Regions from separate parts of the Mus musculus genome. Here region 2 is linked to region 1. A link is a loop called in an ENCODE intact Hi-C map of the cell type or tissue named here. Cell type or tissue: heart. All regions are shown on one strand. Each heading gives the region's core, and the rest is flanking DNA. Links, peaks and the distances in the headings are about the cores only.

Region 1 (9,956 bases), core at 1,000-8,999:
AGACACACACAGCCTTTATATTTTTAAATATTCCTTGGGCAGCACAATATTTTTAAATAATCCTTGGACAGCCCACCCTCATGCTGCCTTCCTAGCAATAACCCCGAATTATCACTTATTATGTTTCATTGTTCCATCTGAGCTGCTCTTAGCTCCAATTGGCTTGCCCATGTGGTCAAGATCTCTTGGCCTTTAGCCTATGGCAGCTCAGGCTCTCCCTCCTGTGTATTCTTCTTCTGTGGCTGCTTCCTTCTTTTCTCTCTTCTCCCCTCCTCATGGTCTACTCTTTCTAAGCCCAAGAAAACCTCCTCCCCACCTACATCTCTTCTCCCCAACTATGGGCTGTCTGCATCTTTATTCACCAATCAGAATTCACTTTGGGGCAGGGTCCCAGGAGCTACATGCAAACTCCAGGTTTTGGGAGACCACACTTAGCATTACAATAGACAGTAAAAGACAAAACCTCAACAAATAAGTGTACAAATTTTTAATAAAAACGGGGACAGCAAATTGGCTCAATGGGTAAAGGAGCTTGCTACCAAGACTGGTGCCTCCGAGTTTGATCCCGGGACCCACAGAGTGGAAGGAGAGAACTGACTCGTGAAAGTTGTCCCCTTGTTAGAATAACAACCTCCTGGCCAAGAGAATAGAATCTACATCCGAGGTGGAGACCATGTATTCTGGTTGTGTGTGTTGTTCTTCTGCCAGGCCCAGGGACAGCAGCAGGCTCATCTTAAGCGAGGAGACTGAACAAATAAGTCATGTAATGGGATACTGTACTCTTCCTCCACAGAATCCCTGTCCCCAGTGCCATAGCTTAGAGCCACGTCAGCCCAATCTTCTAAATTATTGAGAAAAGTATAGTGACTTTTTTTTCTTTCTTCTACCTCTATTTTTTGTTTGTTTTTTGAGACACAGTTTGTTTTCTGTGTAGTCCTAGCTGTCCTGGAACTTGCTCCGTAGACCAGGCTGGCCTCGAACTCACAAAGATTCACCTGCCTCTGCCTCCCCAGTGCTGGGATTAAAGGCGTGCACCACCACTGCCCAGTTTCTTCTCTTTATGTTTTCCTTAATACTCTGGGTTTCGAAATTTGGACTTTCTCTAAAGCCTCCCTCCTCCCCTGCCACATGGCTGCTTGTCAGCATGGCTTCTCCCCTTCTCTTCTCCAACCTCCTCCTTTGGATAGCTGCTGAGGTTTGCCGCTGGCCTAACCTGGGGTTTTCTTTTAAAATCTAGTAAAAGTGTCCTTGAGCTTCCATTTCTGTCTCTTCTTAGATTCTTTTATTACTGAGACCAAGAAACACAAAATCCGGGACTGGAGAGATGGCACAGATGTTAAGGGTCCATGGTACAATGGCAGAGGACCCAACTTCAGTTCCCAGAACCCATCTGATGACTCACAAGCATCTGTAACTCCAATTCCAGAGGATTCAACGCCCTCTTCCGGCCTCTGCAGGCACCAGGCATGAAAGTGGTGCACAGATGCACATGCAGGCAAAACACTCAGACACATAAAATAAAATAGAAATAAATTTTAGCCGGGCGTGGTGGCTCACGCCTTTAATCCCAGCACTTGGGAGGCAGAGGCAGGTGGATTTCTGAGTTCGAGGCCAGCCTGGTCTACAAAGTGAGTTCCAGGACAGCCAGGGCTATACAGAGAAACCCTGTCTGGAAAAACTGAAAAAAAAAAAAGCTTTTAAAAAAATATTAAAAAGAACCCCAAAAAGGGACCCTGATTTCCCCCTATATCACTCTGACCTCTAGTGAAGCACTGTGGCACATAAACAAAAATAAAATCGGGCAAAAGACATGACCCAGAGGCAAGAGCACTTGCTGCTCTTCCAGAAGATCTTGGTTTGGGTTTGATTCGCAGCATCTTCAGTGTGGCTAACAAGCACCTGTTTCTCCAGTCCCAGAGAATCCAGCGCCCTCTTCTGCCCTCCATGGGTACTGAACACACATAGGGAACAGACATCCATGCAGCCATACATTCATACCCATAAAATAAAATCTCAGAAAAAAAACAAAAACAAAAACAAAAAAAAAACAGAAATCTCTTCCTACCAGGAACCCCATAACTACCACAAGTAGCACAGACCCAGGTAAGAGCAGGTCTCACCCCTCATCAAATGTGAGGGTGCAGTAAAGAGACTCAGTGAAGCCCCAGGGCTGAAAGGGGAAACTTTATTCCACACAACCAAGGCTATCGCTTGGGAAAGCAGAGAATGGGGTGGGAGAGGCATATATCTCTAGAGTTATAAGAGGGGAGCCTGTGAGCTGAGGTGACTTTGGGACTCTGTGAGTAGGAACTGAGGGACCCTAGAAGCTAGCACAGACTGTAATATGCTAATAGGGACCACAAGCATATGTTAATGGAACAGTCAGAGGTCCCTTTTATCCAAGTAAGTCCTCCCTTTAGCAAGCAAGGACTGTAAGAATATTGGCTTTTGTCTATGTGCCAGACTTTGGGAAATGGAACTTCTTGGCACCTGACAAGAGGAGGACATTTTGGAAAGCCACAACTTGTCAAAATGCAGAGGGTAACTGCTGGATGGACAGCCCCAACGGATATATTTATAGCATAACTCCTGCACTTAAGGCTCAGGATACATCAAGGAACAGGGCCAGGGAGGGGCTTGTAAGAGCCTGATGACCAAGCTATCTTCTGTGAAATTATGCATTCATGCTGTGTTGGGGAAGCTACACCCAGGAAATCTGAACAATTACAGATGCCTAAAGACTGCACACTTTCAACAACAACTGAAGTATATATAATGCCAGGAGGTGGTATATAGTGGGCCCATGCCAAGGTATGCCCGTGTGTAATTATGCCATGCAACAGATCTGGTGTAAAAGAGGTTTCCTGGGGAAAGGAAGAGGAGTGAGGACCCGGAGCAGGGGTAAAGACAGACAAGTGGACAGGCAGACAGACCAGGGCAGAGCCATGGGGGAGGGGGCAGTGGGCGCAGAGAGGGACAGAAAGGAGAGAGGGAGCGGGAGCCGAGGGGGAGGGGGAGGAGAGGGGAGAGGGGGAGAGCGAGGGAGAGCAAGAGAGCAGTCCATCACCTAGCAGCGCTGGCCTTTGCTAGGTCCCTGGGAGGAGCCTAGTGGAAGCCAGCTAGCTAGGGAAAGCTCATGGGGCCCCTCCCCTAGATGAAGAGCTACAATCAATTAACTATTGCAGAAGGAGGGAGAATTAGTCTTCCCCGGGGATGAGCCTCTTTTAGACCTGGGGAAGGAGGAGGGGTGGTAGGGATGGAAACAAACAATTCCTGAGTGTCTGATTAAAGCAAGCTGTATTTACAACTGGCCAGCTGGCTGTCTCTCCTAAAGTCAGGATTTCAGAGAGCAGCCCCTCACTGGCTTTTGAGGTTCCTTTTATGGAGAAAGGTTAGGGCTGATAGAAAACAGATGTCGCGATAATTGGCTGTTAGAAAGGAGGCAATAAAAATAAGTGCAAGAAAACATCACGTGGAAAGGGAGTCATCAAGGTATCTAGGAAGACATTTTCATAAGGCAAAAGGATAGTCGTATCACAGGTTCGGGAGTTTAGCAAGGCAAAGGGGTAGGCACACATGATGGAGTCACAAGTTCAGCACAGGTTGGAAAGCAAGGTTTGCAGGATGCATCAGGCTTAAGAAACAGAAACGGATTCTTGTAGGAGACTTAATAACAATGTGTAACAATGTGGCTCTTTAACATCAACCTGGCACCTGTTCTGGTTTACACCTCCTATTGGTGTTCCAGTACCAAGTGGTCAGCCCCATAAACATATACTCAAATGCAACCCCATAAACATATACTCAAATGCAACACTGAACAGACTCACAGGTGGTGTTTATCTATTTATTCCTTATATGTATATGTAACAACAATGGTTTAAAAAGAGTCCCAGGGGTTGGAGAGATGGCTCAGTGGTTAAGAGCACTGGCTGTTCTTCTGAAGGTCCTGAGTTCAAATCCCAGCAACCACATGGTGGCTTACAATCATCTGCAATAAGTTCTGATGCCCTCTTCTAACATGGAAGTGGACGTGCAGATAGAGCACTCATTTACATAAAAAGCACACATTTAAAAAAAAGAAGAAGAAAAGAAAAAAGAAACTCTTCCAAAAAAAGAGGTCCTGTGCCTGGCAGTGGTGGCGCACTCCTTTAATCCCAGCACTTGGGAGGTAGAGGCAGGTGAATTTCTGAGTTTGAGGACAGCCTGGTCTACAGAGTGAGTTCCAGGACAGCCAGGGCTACACAGAGAAACCCTGTCTGGAACCCCCCCCCCCAAAAAAAGAGGTCCTGTGAATGTGGGTGGGACATACATGGGAGGAGTAGGAGGAAATGGTGTAATTATATTTTAATTAAATCAAAATAAATAAATACTGCTCAGTGTAGTGTGCACGTCTTTAACCCTAACACTGAAGAGGCAGAAGTAGGTTGGAGCTCTGTGAGTTTGAGGACAGCTGGGTTTGCATACCAAGAGTCAGGCCAACCACTCAAAAATAGGATAAAACATAAAAATGAAATAATTTCCCTAAATAGGAAAGGTCCCGTGAGCTAAGGGGAAAGTCTGAAAAGCATTCGGCTGTGGAACTTTTACACAGCACCCACTTCTTTCAGGTTTGCATGAGGTAGGCTTTTCTTACAAGCATCCTGTTCCTTAAATAGCCAGGGTCCTTTCTAGTCACTAAACGTCACTGTAGAGTGGTATCTCAGGTCTGTCCCAGCCTTGCATACATCTTAGAGCCAAAGCTCAACTAACCCCTAGTCCTATTGCGTGGTCTCTTCCCCAAAACCATGACAGTTTCCCAGGTCCCGCCTAAACTCAGACCCGCCCACCTGCCACGCGGCAGGGCCGCTTCTTCTTCCTACCGCCAGGGGCAGCTCGCACCCACAGAGCCTTCTTACACCCGGATCCCCGCACTGAGTGGAGAGGGCAGCGGTGAGTTACAAAAACAGCCCACACTCTTCTCCAGCCCGCCCTCACCCTCTTTCACTGAGTACTCTGAACTCTTTTTCGTCCCTTTATTCCCTAGTCTCTCTTCCCGACAACTCGCGATCGATCCCCCTCTCCGCACCCCACCCCTACACGGGCTTCCTCTTTCCATTTCCTGGGCAAGTCCCGCTACTCCCCAGTTGCGGCCCCACCCCACCCCATCGTCGTCATCCACCCCATCCGGTCCCTCCTCCCCAATCCCAACGCCTCTCCTTGCTGTCCCTCTCCAAATCTCCGGGTTCCTCTTCCTCCACCGTCCGGCCTCACCCTCCCTGAGGATTTAGGGCCCGCGAAGAACTCCCTGATTCCTACCTCAGCAGTTCTTACTTAAGGAAGCTGGCTCAGGAGCTCACAAGAGGGAGGTCGGCGGTGGGTGCTGAGAGAACTTGTTTACAGATTCACTTGGGCTCCTGGCAGTCTTCTTAATTTAAGAATGTTCTTGGCGCCCGCAACCCTTACTTAGGGTAGCTACGCAGCTAGCCCCCGACTCCCCTCACCGCCTGTGGGGATTGGCCAAGTTTGAGGGTTTACTGTGAGTGTGCGTGTGGAGGAAAGTCCAGCTAGTCACTGTTAACTGTCTCCTCCAGGCCGTCTGGGCTGAGGCAGCTTTCCATGGACGGCTCTGAAGATGACCCGACCATATTCAGTGCCCGTTGTCTGCCCAGTGACCCCAGGCTCTGGGCCACTGTAACGAACTCATACCTAGGTACACGTGTGTATCATGACACCATCCATATAAACGGTGTGTACAATGGAGCTGTCGGGGACACTCACCGGGCCAGTCTGCCCAGCCCCCTCAATGTCCAGCTGGAGGCCCCTGCAGGGACAGAACAGCTGACAGAGACCTTTACCCTGGACACCAACACAGGTTAGCTGTCACCAACCCGTGCCAACCTATTGCTCCTCACTTGTCCATGAAGCTGGGAAAGGGGCCACAACCACCAATGTGTGCCTCAGGCCTGTAACCTTGGCACTGGTACTGGGAAGGTTGAGGCGGGAAGACGGAGAGTTGGAGCTCAGCCTCCAGTACACATCAAGATGCATCACAAAAATATGTAAACACATAGCCTTTAATTTAAGGAAGAAGAAGAAGAAAAAAAAAAACATGAAAAAGCCGCCTCCCAAAATGAGGCCTGTGTGGTTGCTCTTGCTTTCTTTTCATCTGGGTGGGCCCACTACACAGTGGGGAGAGGCAGCCTGAGGTCTGAAGGACCCCACTCCCAGCCCAGGAAGGTAATGGTGCTCTGTGGTACTGAGAGTGTGTCTGCCTTTCCCCAACCCTCCCTAGGTTCCTTCCTCCACACCCTGGAAGGCCCCAGCTTCCGGGCTTCCCAGCGGATCTATGCTCACCGTGTGTTACCCCATGTCCTGGTCTTCAGTGTGTCCATTGCACGCTTGACCACAGGGAACAAACCCATCACAGTGCCGTTACGGGCAGACTTCTCCCCCGAAAGCCCAGACCTGGACCTGCGTGTGGGGCCTGACTTCCAGGGACTCCGGTAAGAATCACACTGGGTAAATCTAGGTAGCCCAGAGAGCAGAGCGAGCCCTTTCTTAAGACTCAGCTATGCCCTTGCAGGTACCTGCATGGCCACGTACTTAACCCTGAGCAGCCTGGAGAGCCACAGCAGGAAGTGCATATGCTATGGATGCCTGTCCCCCCAGCCTTGACCCTTGGGGAAGAGGAGAAGGACAGGACCTGGGAGTTTCTGACTGTTGTGGGTAGCAGCCAGGCTGAAGCCCAGGACTGCTTTGCTGAGGCCCTACAGCTGCAGACCAGGGGTGTTCTGTATACAATCCATGCAGACTCCTGGGGCCGGCTCTGGGCAGGCTGTGGCCTGGATGTGGCTGGGCCCCTGGCCCTGCGCCAGGCCCTTCGTGGCTCTCTCTACTACCTGTTCAGTGAGCTTCCCCAGCCTGGCACTCAAGGATTCATCAGCCATGGGCTTAGCCCCGGAGGACTCTCCAATGGGAGTAAGGAGGAATGCTACTGGGGCCATATCTTCTGGGATCAGGTACATCCTACCCTGCACTGGTTACACAGGGGGAGTTGCATGCAAAGATTCCGGGCATTGCCTTTGCACTACCTGAGATCAAGACCAAACATGGGAGCTCTAGATAGGAGGGCTTCCTGGAAGAGATGGTTGGTTTCTCAGAAGAAAGGTGTGTAGGAATGTGGTAGAAAAGAGTGGTCCAGGTTAGAGCAAACAGAAGGCGCAAAGGCTGAGGGTCTGCAACATTTGAAAGCAGAGAAGGGGCCTCATAGCTGGCTAAGAACACCAGAGCCTCAGAGTGAGCCAGGTGCAAGCCTGGAGCTTACAAAAGGACTGGAAAAACCATAGAGACTGTAGAAGAATGATACAAGGAGAGATACAGTCTGGGAAGATTTGGGACTGTCAGGAGCAGCTGGGTGCGGGGGAAGCAAGGGCTGGAGAAGGCAGTACTGTAGGTTGTAGCCTATGGAGATCAGCGGCCACTGCGTGAGGGAATAGCGAGAGGGAAGGCTCGAGGCCACTCCCACGTCTGACACCTTGTGAAGTCTGCACAGTGGCCCATTTGACAGATGAAGTCAAAGAAAGCTGAGGTCAGGCAGCCGGAGAGCAAGCTCTCCCTAGAGGCGTGATGCAAACCAGTGCTCGTGCCCGTGAGCTTCTCCTGATACTGCCCCGGCTGAGGACCAGACCTCTGGGCTGTCTAGGCTGGAAAGATAGCGCTGGAGTGGGCAAGCTGGGGAGGCCCCAGGTGGGTGTGAGTGGGCATGAAATGAGGGATCCAGGGAGAGAAAAAGGGAGAGCCAGAGGGTAGGGATGGAGGAAGCCCCCAGCTGCCTGCTTGGCTGTGTGTCGTCAGTTGGAAGCCTTGGCAGGGTTGAATGTGGGCAGTCCATAAGAGTAAGGGAGGGAGAAGGTATGGACTCCTGTTTACCCTCAAATGGTTCGTCCCTTAGGACATCTGGATGTTCCCAAATATTTTGATGTTCCACCCAGAAGCCGCCAGGGCCATCCTAGAATACCGAGTCCGTACGCTGGGAGGAGCCCTGAAGAATGGCCAGAACCTGGGCTACCAGGTAATGAATGGGGCCTGGGTACCATCCCATAAGCCACTGCCCCAAGGTCTTTCCAGTGCCATTCAGTGCCCATGAGAGCCCCATACCTCCTCTTTCCTTTCCTCCACAAAGGATTGCCCCTCTGGTAGGACTGGACCGCCCCCTCCCCAGATCAAGGCCTGACCAAGCCATCCTCTCTCCTCACAGGGAGCCAAGTTTGCTTGGGAGAGTGCAAGCACTGGCCTGGAGGTCTGCCCTGAGGACATTTATGGGACCCAGGAGATCCATATCAATGGGGCTGTGGCCTTGGCCTTTCAGCTGTATTACTATTACACTCAGGTGAGGCACTGTCAGGTGTGTGCCCACGCACCTCACGAGGCCACACTCCACCCCAGGACCCTAGGAAGCTGTGTGAAGAGGGACTTTGGAAGCCAGGCACAGTGGCCCTCTTCCGTGGGTTGTGCCTGGCCTTTTGGCCTGTTCTCATTCTCCAGGACTCGAAGCTCTTCCAAGAGGATGGTGGCTGGGATGTGGTCAGTTCTGTGGCTGAGTTTTGGTGTAGCCGTGTAGAATGGAGCTCCCAGGACAAGATGTACCACCTGAAAGGTGAGGACCTAAGAGCGTAGTGCCCAGCTCACCATGGGCTTACCATGGAACAACATGTCCTGAGCCCCTGCACTAACTGTCATGTGGCCCTGTGTGACCGACCAGGAGTCATGCCCCCCGATGAGTACCATTCAGGAGTCAACAACTCTGTCTACACCAATGTCCTGGTCCAGAACAGGTCAGAAATATAACTTGCCCTTCACTTACCCATAGCCTCCAGCATGGCTGACAGGGCCCAGTCAGAAGCCATGCAACTGTGGTTTGTCCCCTCACCAGCCTGCACTTCGCTGCTGCTTTGGCCAAGGACTTGGGTTTGCCTATCCGAAAACAGTGGCTGGAGGTGGCTGATAGGATCAAGATACCATTTGACTCTGAGCAGAACTTCCACCCTGAGTTTGATGGCTATGAGCGTGGTGAGTGGTACTGACTCTTCTAAAGGCCCTTGCTTGGTCAAACCCCCCACACTCACCCTGGCACACTCTCATCTCTTTGATCAATAACCTATCCTACTACCCCTTCCCCCAAATCAGGAGAAGAGGTGAAGCAGGCAGATGTTGTGCTCCTGGGGTACCCAGTCCCCTTTCCCCTGACACCTGACATCCGAAGGAAAAACTTGGAGACTTATGAGGCCGTGACATCCCCCCAGGGCCCTGCTATGACCTGGGTGAGGAGCCTGCCGGGTCGTCTTGCCCCACGGTCCTCACCTGCCTTCCCACATGGTGGGTCTAACCACTTCCTATCTGAATTCTGATCTCAGAGCATGTTTGCTGTGGGCTGGATGGAACTGAGGGACCCCTCAAGGGCTCAGGTCCACCTGAGCAGGAGTTTCGCCAATGTCACTGAGCCCTTCAAGGTCAGCCTCGCTCCTGCCCACCACCCACTGCCTCGATCTTCTCCCACTGTGGTAGTCTCAGCAGGGTAAGGGTCCTGCTTGACCCTAGGGTAATAGCCTCAGGTGACAGCCACCCTTGCTGCCTGCAGGTGTGGACGGAGAATGCAGACGGGTCTGGTGCAGTGAACTTCTTGACTGGCATGGGGGGCTTCCTGCAGGCAGCACTCTTCGGGTGCACAGGATTCAGGTGAGTGTGGCGACCGGCGACCAGCCATGGATTCCCACTTGTCCCAACCCTCTTCACACAGCTCTCCCTACAGGATCACTGAGGCAGGTGTGACCTTTGACCCCCTGTGTCCAGACCTGGTCTCCAGAGTATCTGTCTCTGGTATCTCCTACCTGGGGAACAAGATCAACTTCGCCTTTTCCAAGGACTCGGTGACACTTGAGGTCACAGCCCGTGCAGAGCCCTGGGCACCCCTACTA
Region 2 (9,956 bases), core at 1,030-9,029, 250 kb after region 1:
AATGGACCCAGCCTGCTAAAACTCTCAAACAGGGCCAGGGACAACTCCTAGTGTAGCAGACACTATCTCCCACCCACCTTAAGTTCATGACCAACAAGGCTCCGAAGGTGTCACTGACGCTCCAGATGATACCTCAGGAGCCCCAGATACACACAGACAAGGGAAGCTGAACATTTGGCTGCTGTGGAAGAGAGCAACTGTGGTGTCGCACTGCCCAGCCACTCAGCAGCAGGCTCTACATCATGTCTATTGGAGGCTCCTTGCATTTCAAGTGCCCTAAACAGAGGGACTTCACCCAATTCCACTCGAGTCTGGAAAGTATAAAGGGCACCCACCATGGGCCCCAGTGGCCAGGAAGAGGAGCAGGATAAGCAGATGGACCCTCCTGTAGCCATGACTAGAGCCAGAAGGAAGCACGCAGTGAGCAGCCATCTGACCTGCACGTGCCTCTCAAGGCCATACAGGTGACTTGGAGAAGAACATCTGTACACCTCAGAGAAGAGGGAGCAACCAGTGAGGCACTTTCTACCCTCTCAGGGAGTTGTGATGCCAGGCCCTAGGCACCAGTGGGACCCGAGGCTACACAGATAACATCAGGGCCCTATTTCCATAGTCCTAGAATCTCCATCCCAGGTCAGAGGGCTGCAGGATGTTGGGTCAGGGCAAATCTTACACTCTGTCACTCTTGAGGCTGTATTTCATGGATCCCAGAATGCAGGAAATGTGTTTCCTGCTGGAGACAAGGGATACCCTCTTACTCTCAGAGCCCTCCTCCTCCCATTAGTTAAAGGACAATAGGTCATATCACCTGACTATCCTTGTGTTGCCTATAACTTTCTGCAGCAAACACAAGACAGTTGGGACAGGCAGAAGGGAAGGGCTGTATAGTCCGAGGTCCCAGGCCAGCCTCCCCAGCCTCTTCTAGCACAGGAGCAAGGCAGATGATGGACCCCAGGTGCCCAGCATCTTCTGTGAGGCCACAGGCAGTGCACCTCCTACTTCCAGCCAGAGACAAGTCAAGACCATCAAATAATTTACTGTGATGCAACGTGTGCCCTCACAGGCAGGCGCCCGGAGGGAACTGAGAGGGGTGGAGGACTTGGGTGCCAGTGGCAACAGGGACAGTTCATGACAGTCTGTTCAAATTGTCCATGCGAAGGTCTTGGTCACATCTGTCCACCATCCCTGGACTGGCCTGGCTCCAGCACCGTTTCCTTCCTTCCCGCCTCTTTCCTTCCTTCCGTCGGCACCTCCTCCCTGCATCCGGCACCTCCATGTCCTGAGCCTGTGCCGGGACGGGCACAAAGGACATGACTGACTGCAGGCGGGGGGGATTGGCAGAATTGGGGGAGCAAGGACATCAGAGTGGATATGAAGTTCATCTGGCTAGCTGAGGTCACTGCCCCAGACGTCTCGCTGGTCCCTGCCTCACCTGGTGTCAGGACAGCACACATTTGCAGCTCATGCAGCCAGGACCACTCTCATCGGGTGGGTTCAGTTTCCGCAATTTATGCTGCCGAATCTCACGGACTAGTGTATAGAAGGCATCCTCCACGCCCTGGGGACAGAGGGACTAGATCAGAGAGGACTCTGGGGAGAAAAGGGGTGCTGTCTGGGTAAGAAACTCCCTGCCTAGATCAGGTCACACCCCAACGCTGGAGGCTCCCTTCCTCAGCTGCAAAACCAACACAAATAGGGAGCTGGGCCCTGGCCATCCAAAAGGCACAGGCCACTCTCCTGAAATAGGGTTCACTCCTGAGTATCACTCAAAGTCAGAGCCACTTAACTCAGGACTCTCCCAGACCCCCAGTACGTCTCAAGTTGAACAGCCTAACAACACTGAAGGGCTTAAAACTAGCCAGTATCCACAGGACACTGGGGACAAGAAGAACTAAGGCCCCTGGGTCGCCGCTCCGGCCTGGCTCAGGGCAGCTCTCTCCAGGGACCCCATCCTGCCCTAGAGCTATGTGAACTCAGAACTGCAGGGCATAAGCCCAGACCCTGGCCCTTGCCTCCCTCACAGCCCTGCGGTCTGGGAGACTTACAGCTTGAGGGCCGCTGGGTCACATGGGTCCCGGGGGAGGGGGGATCCCAGAGGGTCCCGGAGCTGGAGCCAGAGCGGCTGCCCTGTGTTGAGGGAGAGCGGCAATGAGCTCTGCTCCCTGGCTGGGGTGGGGTGCGGTAAATCCTTGACTAGCTGTGGAGAGGGAAACAGGCTCACCTGCCGGGTCTTGGCTGATGTTTCAATGTAGGGGATGCCATAGCTGCGAGCAAGGTCCTGGGCCTGCCGAGACTCAACAGTGCGAGCAGCCAGGTCACACTTGTTGCCCACCAGCACCATTGGCACATCATCTGAATCTTTCACCCGCTTGATCTGCTCCCTGGAGGGGGATGGGGTGGATATGAGCCAGCTAGCAGGCTGCAGGCATGACTGTGTCCAGGACATTCAAAAAAAGACATAAAGCCTCAGTGTGCACACGGAACCTTCCTCACGTGTGCCACGGGCTCACGGGCTAGCCATAGGTGGCTCACCTGTACTGATGGATGTCCTCGAAGGACTTGGTGTTGTTGATGGCAAATACACAGAGGAAGCCCTCCCCTGTGCGCATGTACTGGTCCCGCATGGCACTATACTCTTCTTGACCTGCTGTGTCTAAGATGTCCAGTAGACATGTCTCCCCATCAATGACCACCTGTTTCCGGTAGGAGTCCTGCAAAACAACACGGCTTAGTGGGGGTGGGGGGTGGGGGTGGGGTCTCACCTCTCCTCAGACCAGAGAATCCACAGAACCAGCCTACACCCTTGCACCTCTCATACCCTGATGGATCATACCCCATAACACCTACAAGACCTGGGCTGTTTGGTCATTTACCCATGACCACTGCCACAGCCCACCTCTGGCAGGTAGGCAGAGCTCACCTCTATAGTGGGATCATACTCGTCCACAAAGTGGTTCTGGATCAGCTGGATGGTCAGGGCACTCTTTCCCACGCCTCCAGCGCCCACCACCACAAGCTTGTATTCTGTCATAGCTTCTACAGCGGCTGCCAATCCAGGAGCTCCTGCCCCACCTGCCAATGAGAAGCACACTTAGCCAAGGCCCTTGCCACTTGAGACGGCTAATAGATGCCTGACCCAAGGGCCCTCTCCAGCATTGAGCAGGCAGGCCTGCCAGTGGCCCAGTTGATCACCTGTGGCACCTTCAGCTTGAAAAGGGAGGACCCCACCCCCACCCCCCAACCTCCTCAAACAGCACTTAATGGCTGTGTGAGGAAGCAGGGAGAGGCCCCCAAGGCAGGGCTGACAGCTGAGAGCTTCTCCCAACCACGCACCCAAATTAGAAGTCGCTAGGTAGGCAGAAACCCTCAACTGGAGGCGCCTGAGGGCTGAGGCCACCCCCCAAAAAACAGGTCCTGCCACGGCGGCCTCGGCGTGCCCAGGCAGGCCAATGCCAGCCTACAACCGGCTCTGGCCCGCCGGCATGTGGGTGCAACCTACAACTATTTACTGAGCGCCTACTGCATGCCAGGCGCGGTCCCGGCAGCGGGGGGAGGGTGGCTGGAGAAGGACCCTGCCCTCCACTAAGACAAACCTTCCACAAGGGGCCAGGGAGCTTTCACAGAGGGGGGGAAAAACGGCTGAGGGTGTGGGAAGCAGGTGACTACAGGAACGCGAGGGATGGCTGGGAGCAGAAGGCCCTGGTTGGGGCCCAACGCGGGTGTCCTTGTGGCCCCGAGGCCCGAGCGTGATGGCCGCGGGGCGCAGAGTCTCCGGAGGCCCGGGCGGCGCCTCGCTGGGAGGACGGCCACAGGCAGAGCGAGTCCGGCCGCAGAGGCGGGCAGCCGGACGCTAGGCACGCTGCCGGGCCGAGAGGAGCAAGGAAGCACCGATCACCTGCGCCCCGCGCCCCACCCCGTGCCCGCACTCACCGCTTGCTGGCGCGACTGCCCCCGGGGCCGGGGCCGGGGCCGGGGCAGGGCGGGGGCGCGGACGGGCGCCGGCTGGGCCCGCGCATGAGCTCCGTCCGCGGCGGGTGCGGCTCGGGCTGCGGGCGCCGGGAGCGGACGGCGGGGACTTGGCCGGGCCCGCGCTCGCCCCGCCCCGCTCCGCCCCACGCCCGTCCGTCAACTCGAGGCGGCCCGTGATTGGTCGAACTCCTCCGCACCGCGACCTGTTGTGGTTGGCTGAGCAACCCATCCGTCAGAAGCCGAAGCTGGGCGGGGCTTCCTGGAGCCGCGGGGAAGGCAGTGCCGGAACTTGGGTCCTGCACTCAACAGTGATGTCTAGTGCCTAGGTGCAGAAGAGACAGACCGAGACCGTGCTTACGAGCCCGGGATTTCTCCGGAGAGAAACTGGTGCACGCTCGGGTTGCGTTGAGGACCTACTACAGAGCCTCCACCCTGCAGCCTCACCAAAGGCCCAAAGGCCCACGAGTGGAAAGGTCATCCCGACCGGGTATTGGTGTCGGGGACAGTCAGCACCGCGGACGCGGAATAACAGAGGAAGACAGAGTTCGCCGGAACCCCTAGCTGCCTGTTCTCGTAGGTCGAGGTGGAGCAAAGGCTCCATCCTGGGGCAGCGTCGGCCCATCACACCGCGCTCTTCGTGTTTTGGAGAAGACCCCCCTACCGCTCTCAAACTCGAGGTCCCAACACTGCAGAAGCTCATACTGCGTCCATTTGAAGAACGACCCCGAAAGTCAGAAAAGTTGGTATTGGGGCGAAATGAAGTGTTCCACCCACTCAAGCAAGTAGGGTACATCTGTGTCAGACGCAAATGACATGTTTTCAACACTTTTTGAAATTTCAAAGAAACGAATAAGCACGTCCTCAGAAAAACTCAGGCTTTTACTCAGGTCGTGCAGGCCTGGGGTTGCACGCTCACCCCGGTCGCCGCCCGGGGTGCAAGCTCGGCTTGTTCTATTCATCTAGCAGGCAGATAACCGAGAGCTGGCCAGAAGCCTCTCACGGACGGCTCTCTGAACCACCGTGAGTGCCTTCACTGCGTTCAGCCGTCCGGCTTGTCTCTTACTCTAGGGAGCATTTCCACCGGATCTGCCGCGTGTCCCGGCAACCGTTGCTAGGGGGCGGGGCTCATCTTACCGAAGCCCCGGATGCCCGCGGCTCACGAATATTTGGGTATTCAAATGAGCCCCGCCCCCGTTGCCATGGCGCCAGGCCTGCAACCCCATCGCGGTGGTAAAAATAATAATTAAAAAAAAAAGCCCTCACCTGAGAGAGCGACCGCCGCGGTGGAGGGGCCTAGTGCTGCGCCCCAAGTCTTGGGCACTCTGGCCCACCCCTCAGGTGAGAGCCTAGCACCTCCTCTCCATGTCCTTTGTGCTAGGGGGATCCTGGGCGACCCACGTCTGTGGGACAAGACATACAGGACAGAGTAAGCAATAAGTCATGAAGTGCAGTGGAAGGGGATCACTCTAACTAGAGAAATGTATCTGGGAACGGCAGGAAGTACAGGAGTTAGGGGTCGGCCAAACCTGCATGGAGGCCACGGAGGAGGACTAAGAAGAAAGGATATACTTAATGTTCTGAACAGAGTTCTTACCTTAGCCATTGTCTCTTGAGTATAAGATCTAGGGCCAAACACAGACCTCTGTATCTTTAAGGAGAAACAGTTTATGCACTTCCTACCAGAGGTGTAGAGGCACCTGAAAAAAAAGTATGGGAAGGAGTGCCTGCAGGAGAGGCGGGCCCACAGATGATTGACAAGAGCATTCCCAGGCTCCCCTCTGGGAGTAGAAGTAGGACTTGGATCATGTCTTTATTTGCATTGGGTGACCAAGAGGGACCCTGGCTGAATCCTCATTGTAGAAGCTTTATCCTCCATTAGAATGGTTACAGGGAGTTCAGGGCCAGGCCTCCACCTAACATCTCCCCCATTCTTGTACCTGCTTGTTTCTGGATACTGTGACCTTGGCCAGCTCAGGTACCACAGAGTACAGTGATCTAACCAGGAAGCTAATCTAATTCTCTTTTACAGGTGTTACATGTAGACACATGTGGCCCCCTTGCCCGGATGTTTGACCTACAGCAGGAGCCGGCTACCTTCAGGTACTTAGTCAGAAGACTGTGTGGATGGTTGGAGGTAATGCCTGCTATCTTGATCCTAAACTTAGACTCATGAAACCATTAATGAAGGCAGATCCACAACCATTGTCAGGGGCAGCTCAGGGAACTGTCAGTAGCCACTTGCTGCTGGTCACTACAGGCATCTTGTACAGTATCCCTAGCCTCACAGCCTTTTAAAAAAATCTTTATCTTATAAGCGTGTGTGTGTGTGTGTCTGTGTGTGTGTGTGTGTGTGTGTGTGTATGTGGAGCCACCCATCATGGATGCTAGGAATCAAACATAGGTCCTCTGTAAAAGGAGCAAGTGCTCTAAACCACTGAGCTAGCTTTCCAGCCTCAACTCACAGCCTTTGTGATGCCCCCAGACAGCAAAGCTTGGAGCTTGGAGCCGGTGCTCATTGTGTGGACAGTGTGGGAAACAAATATAGAACCAGGGGCCAAGGAGATAGCTCAGACAGCAAATTGATTGCTTTGTCTACATGAAGACCTGAGCTTGATCCCCAAAATTATCATACAAAATGCCAGGCATGGTAGTGTGAGCTTATAATCCCAGCACTGTGGAGACAAAGCTTAGCTTACTTGGTGAGTCCCAGGCCAGTGAGAAACCTTATCTCAAAAGAAGAAGATGGCACCCCAGGAATGGCACCCAAAGTTGTTCTCTGGCCTCCACATACACACACACACACACACACACACACACAAATTGTAAAATGGATACATACATCTCTTTTTAAAAATAGAGAAGCAAAGGGACGGTATCAGCCAAATTGGAAAAAAAAAAAAAACTGAACAGAAGCTAGGGCGGGGTATGTGTGCTATCCAGTTATCTAGACCACTGACATTGCCTGGGGCCCCTCAGAGCAGGTCCAATCAGGCTGGGAAATGGGAGGCTGATGGAAGATCAGAGTTAATGTCATGGCTTTGTGGGCCATTGTTGTGAACTAGAATCTTGTAAAGGAGACTTGGCCCTCTGCTTCTCTTAACAGGTTGGACTTGGATGGACCCAGCCTGGGATGGATCCCAGGGGTCTCGACCAGGCACAGCTAGTATCCGGGTACGGGAGCTGAGCTGGCAGGGCCTAAACAACCCCCACCCACAAAACAAGAGACTGGGCAGCCATGGGGATATCCATAGGGAGCGGTGGGTGGAGGAGCGCCTATCCCCTGCTCGACTGGTAAGTGATTGGGGCCTGAGGCTCTGCCATGGGTCTGCATGAAGTGACATCTTGGTACCCTTTCTGCCTATATCTAGCTTTCCCTCCACTAGTTCTCCCTGCCTTTCTACCCTTAGAGTCCCTGCCAGTAACCCCCAAGTGACAGACGCAAGCATCCCCAGGCATTATCACAAATGGCACTGTTGGGCCAGGATTCCATAACTATTGGCTGAGGCCTGTACTCAAGCTGACAAGAAGTCCTTTACTCAAGAACTAATATTGCAACAGGGAGGACAAAGAGGTGGCATAATGGGATGCTGGGAGGGCAACTGGGGTCCATGGCCCCCTACCAAGGCTAGAGTTCCTGTCTCCTCTCAACCTGCCTGAGGCAGGGTCTGACCTTGGTACACTGACTACATTGGCAGCAGGTAAAGCCTTTCCTCCAAATCTAGTGTGAGAGCCCATTGGTTCACCTCATCCCTGAGTCTAAGGCTTTATAGAGTCCACCTGGGTGCCACTGATGCTCTCAGTACTTAAGAGTTTGCAACTTATGCATAGTGGGCAACCACGAAGGAGAGAATCTTGATGGATGCTATCACCCAGGACCTCCTCAGAATAACTGGTTAGCCTGCTAGGCCAGAGCCTGCATGTGCTCCCCAAGGTATCCACTGGTGCTGTAGCGTGCGTGGCCCAGTTCTAAGAGACCATGGCAGCATTTCACACACACGAGTGTCTTGTCTAGTCCATCTACAAGAACAGACAGACCAGTAGGCCCCCATGCCTTGACTTCCAGCATGAGTGTTTTTGTATGTCCTCTGGCCCAGTATGCAGCGGCTGGATGCTGCTCAGCAGGCCTCTGGGCTCCAGCTGCATTGTTGGGTCTGTTCTGAAGATCTCATCTGGAGACTGGCACCCCAAGTACAGGCCCTTCCCTGGCAGCACTCCTTCCCTGATAGTCAAACAGTTACAGTCTCTGCTCACATCATGCCCACCAGCCAAACTCTTATGGAAAGCCCAACTTGGATGAGGTGGAGGTGGCCTCCACCTGCTCCAGTAGGCACCTTTACAGAGTCCTCAGCCAAGAGCATGGAGAGAACCTGGAGTGACACCTGATGATTTCTGCAGCAGGCCCTGGCCCAGGTAGATGACCTCCAACTGGTGAGGGTGCTGGAGATGTGTGTGGACACCCGTAAGAACAGCCTGGGGAACTTCGGTGAGAGCCGCTGGTCACACCCATGCCCCTATGACTGTCACAGCTAGACCTTTCGATGAGCCAATTGTATTTCCTGGTTGTAAATGAAAAGCTAGCAAACACCTTGGGCAGCATGTCTTTTTCCTTAAGATTGGATTTTAGAACTAAGCTCCATACTCAGCTTAGAAGTTTTAGCCTGGGGTCTATATTCTTAAATGGCTTTCCAGGGGGACCACACCGAACACCAGTACCAGGATGGCAAAATAGCAAAGGTACGATGCCCCCATGCAAAGTAGTCCCAGACCTTATTTGGAAATGATTTGGAATTTATACACACAGTGTACAAATGTTATATCTATCCCTCATGTACCCTTTCTCTGAATCCCCTTCTGTAATTACCACGGAGCTCTTGGCATTCTCTCTCTCTTTCACAGCTTTGATGGACTCTCTCTCTCTCTCTCTCTCTCTCTCTCTCTCTCTCTCTCTCTCTCAGCTTTGATGGAGCACGCTCGCATCCCTGAAAACCATGTTTTTTAATCCGTTTGGGATATGGTTCCTCACGTTCATTAATGCTTTAGTGCCCACTTCCTACAGAGAACATTATCTTGAGTACTCTCAGTATAAAGAGCCAAGTCTGAAAAGAATACTGATAGAGCGCTCTTATCTATGTCACCGACCTTGTTCAGATTTCACCAAAACCATGTCAACAGGAAAGATTCTTGTGCATTTTGTTTGCTTTTCTCTGATTACAAGTGAAGTTAAACACTCGCCATCCTGGTTAGCTTGGCTTTCAGTTTTGCATATAAGTTGTTTGACAGCTCTGTGTAGGATCTCTGTGCACCCATGAGATCAAGGGATACCTGCTCTTCCTTGGGACCTTATAGGCTACCCTACACCCCTCTTTTCATCTTTCAGGGATTCTGCCTCTCAGAGGGCCAGGGTCCCACCCTAAGAAGCTTTGGAAAGAGGAGCCTTCTGGGGTTTAGGCTGTGCAGGGCTCTGGCAGGGCGTTCCCGAGACTTGTTATCTTACCTGCTGCACAGTGAAAGCTCTGTTTTGGGTCGGGGGGGGGGGGGGCGTACTTCAAGTCCTAGGAGTCAGTGAGGAGGATGCTCAGGGTTCACCTCACCCGTGCCAGCCTGGCTCCAATTGAAGCCAAGTCCTTGCCAGTGTGCACCTTCTGCACCATTTCACCTGTGCTAGCCTATACATGGGTGAAAGGGCTTGCAGTCAGTCCTACACGGTGAAGGAGAGATGGTTCAGAGTACCTTCAGAGGACCCACAGATTTAGTCTCCCTGTGAGCCAGAAGAGGCCATGGGCCTGTGAACAGCCTCTCAGATGTTGATGCCTCTTGGGAGTATGGGGAGCAGAAGACACTGCAGAGAGCTGGGCAGGGTTGCTGGGGCCAGGCCAACCTCTTCTTCCTCTGGTCCACAGGATTGTACCTCCCTAACCTGATCCAACTGAAGCTGAACCACAGCTACCTGGGCTCCCTCAGGTGAGAACCTGGACTGGGGCAAGCAA

What was found. Hi-C counts contacts between places; a loop is a spot of excess contacts. Peaks named below come from ENCODE experiments on the same cell type or tissue, not always from the same donor. Only the 100,000 strongest peaks of a DNase experiment are listed, where the experiment ranks them.
Region 2: a loop joins it to region 1, with 2.9 times the contacts of the local background. A loop is called at or near these places in 2 of 42 quality-filtered maps.

The regions. Positions count from the first base shown.
Region 1 is chr7:140,936,712-140,946,667 of GRCm38, forward strand. It overlaps Pgghg (protein glucosylgalactosylhydroxylysine glucosidase), which reads left to right and starts at 4,680. Exons shown (of 14, transcript NM_145387.5): 1 at 4,680-4,932; 2 at 5,574-5,854; 3 at 6,275-6,485; 4 at 6,566-7,001; 5 at 7,934-8,053; 6 at 8,240-8,371; 7 at 8,527-8,638; 8 at 8,744-8,816; 9 at 8,915-9,051; 10 at 9,169-9,302; 11 at 9,396-9,491; 12 at 9,620-9,717; 13 at 9,791-9,956. The coding sequence starts at 5,599. In heart, for the core only: CTCF peaks have their summits at 1,938 (motif pointing left) and 4,859; DNase peaks (open chromatin) are centred at 3,140, 5,170, 5,860, 6,830 and 1 weaker place; H3K4me3 peaks cover 1,931 bases; H3K27ac peaks cover 3,210 bases; H3K27me3 peaks cover 303 bases.
Region 2 is chr7:141,189,910-141,199,865 of GRCm38, forward strand. It overlaps Hras (Harvey rat sarcoma virus oncogene), which reads right to left and starts at 4,095. Exons shown (of 5, transcript NM_001130443.1): 1 at 3,931-4,095; 2 at 2,921-3,072; 3 at 2,533-2,711; 4 at 2,222-2,381; 5 at 25-1,558. The coding sequence starts at 3,031. The coding sequence ends at 1,439. Lrrc56 (leucine rich repeat containing 56) reads left to right here and starts at 4,221. Exons shown (of 13, transcript NM_001172064.1): 1 at 4,221-4,708; 2 at 5,999-6,069; 3 at 7,073-7,260; 4 at 8,365-8,452; 5 at 9,870-9,930. The coding sequence starts at 7,084. In heart, for the core only: no CTCF peak of the experiment used is centred there; DNase peaks (open chromatin) are centred at 1,242, 3,572, 4,192, 5,092 and 3 weaker places; H3K4me3 peaks cover 3,499 bases; H3K27ac peaks cover 3,278 bases.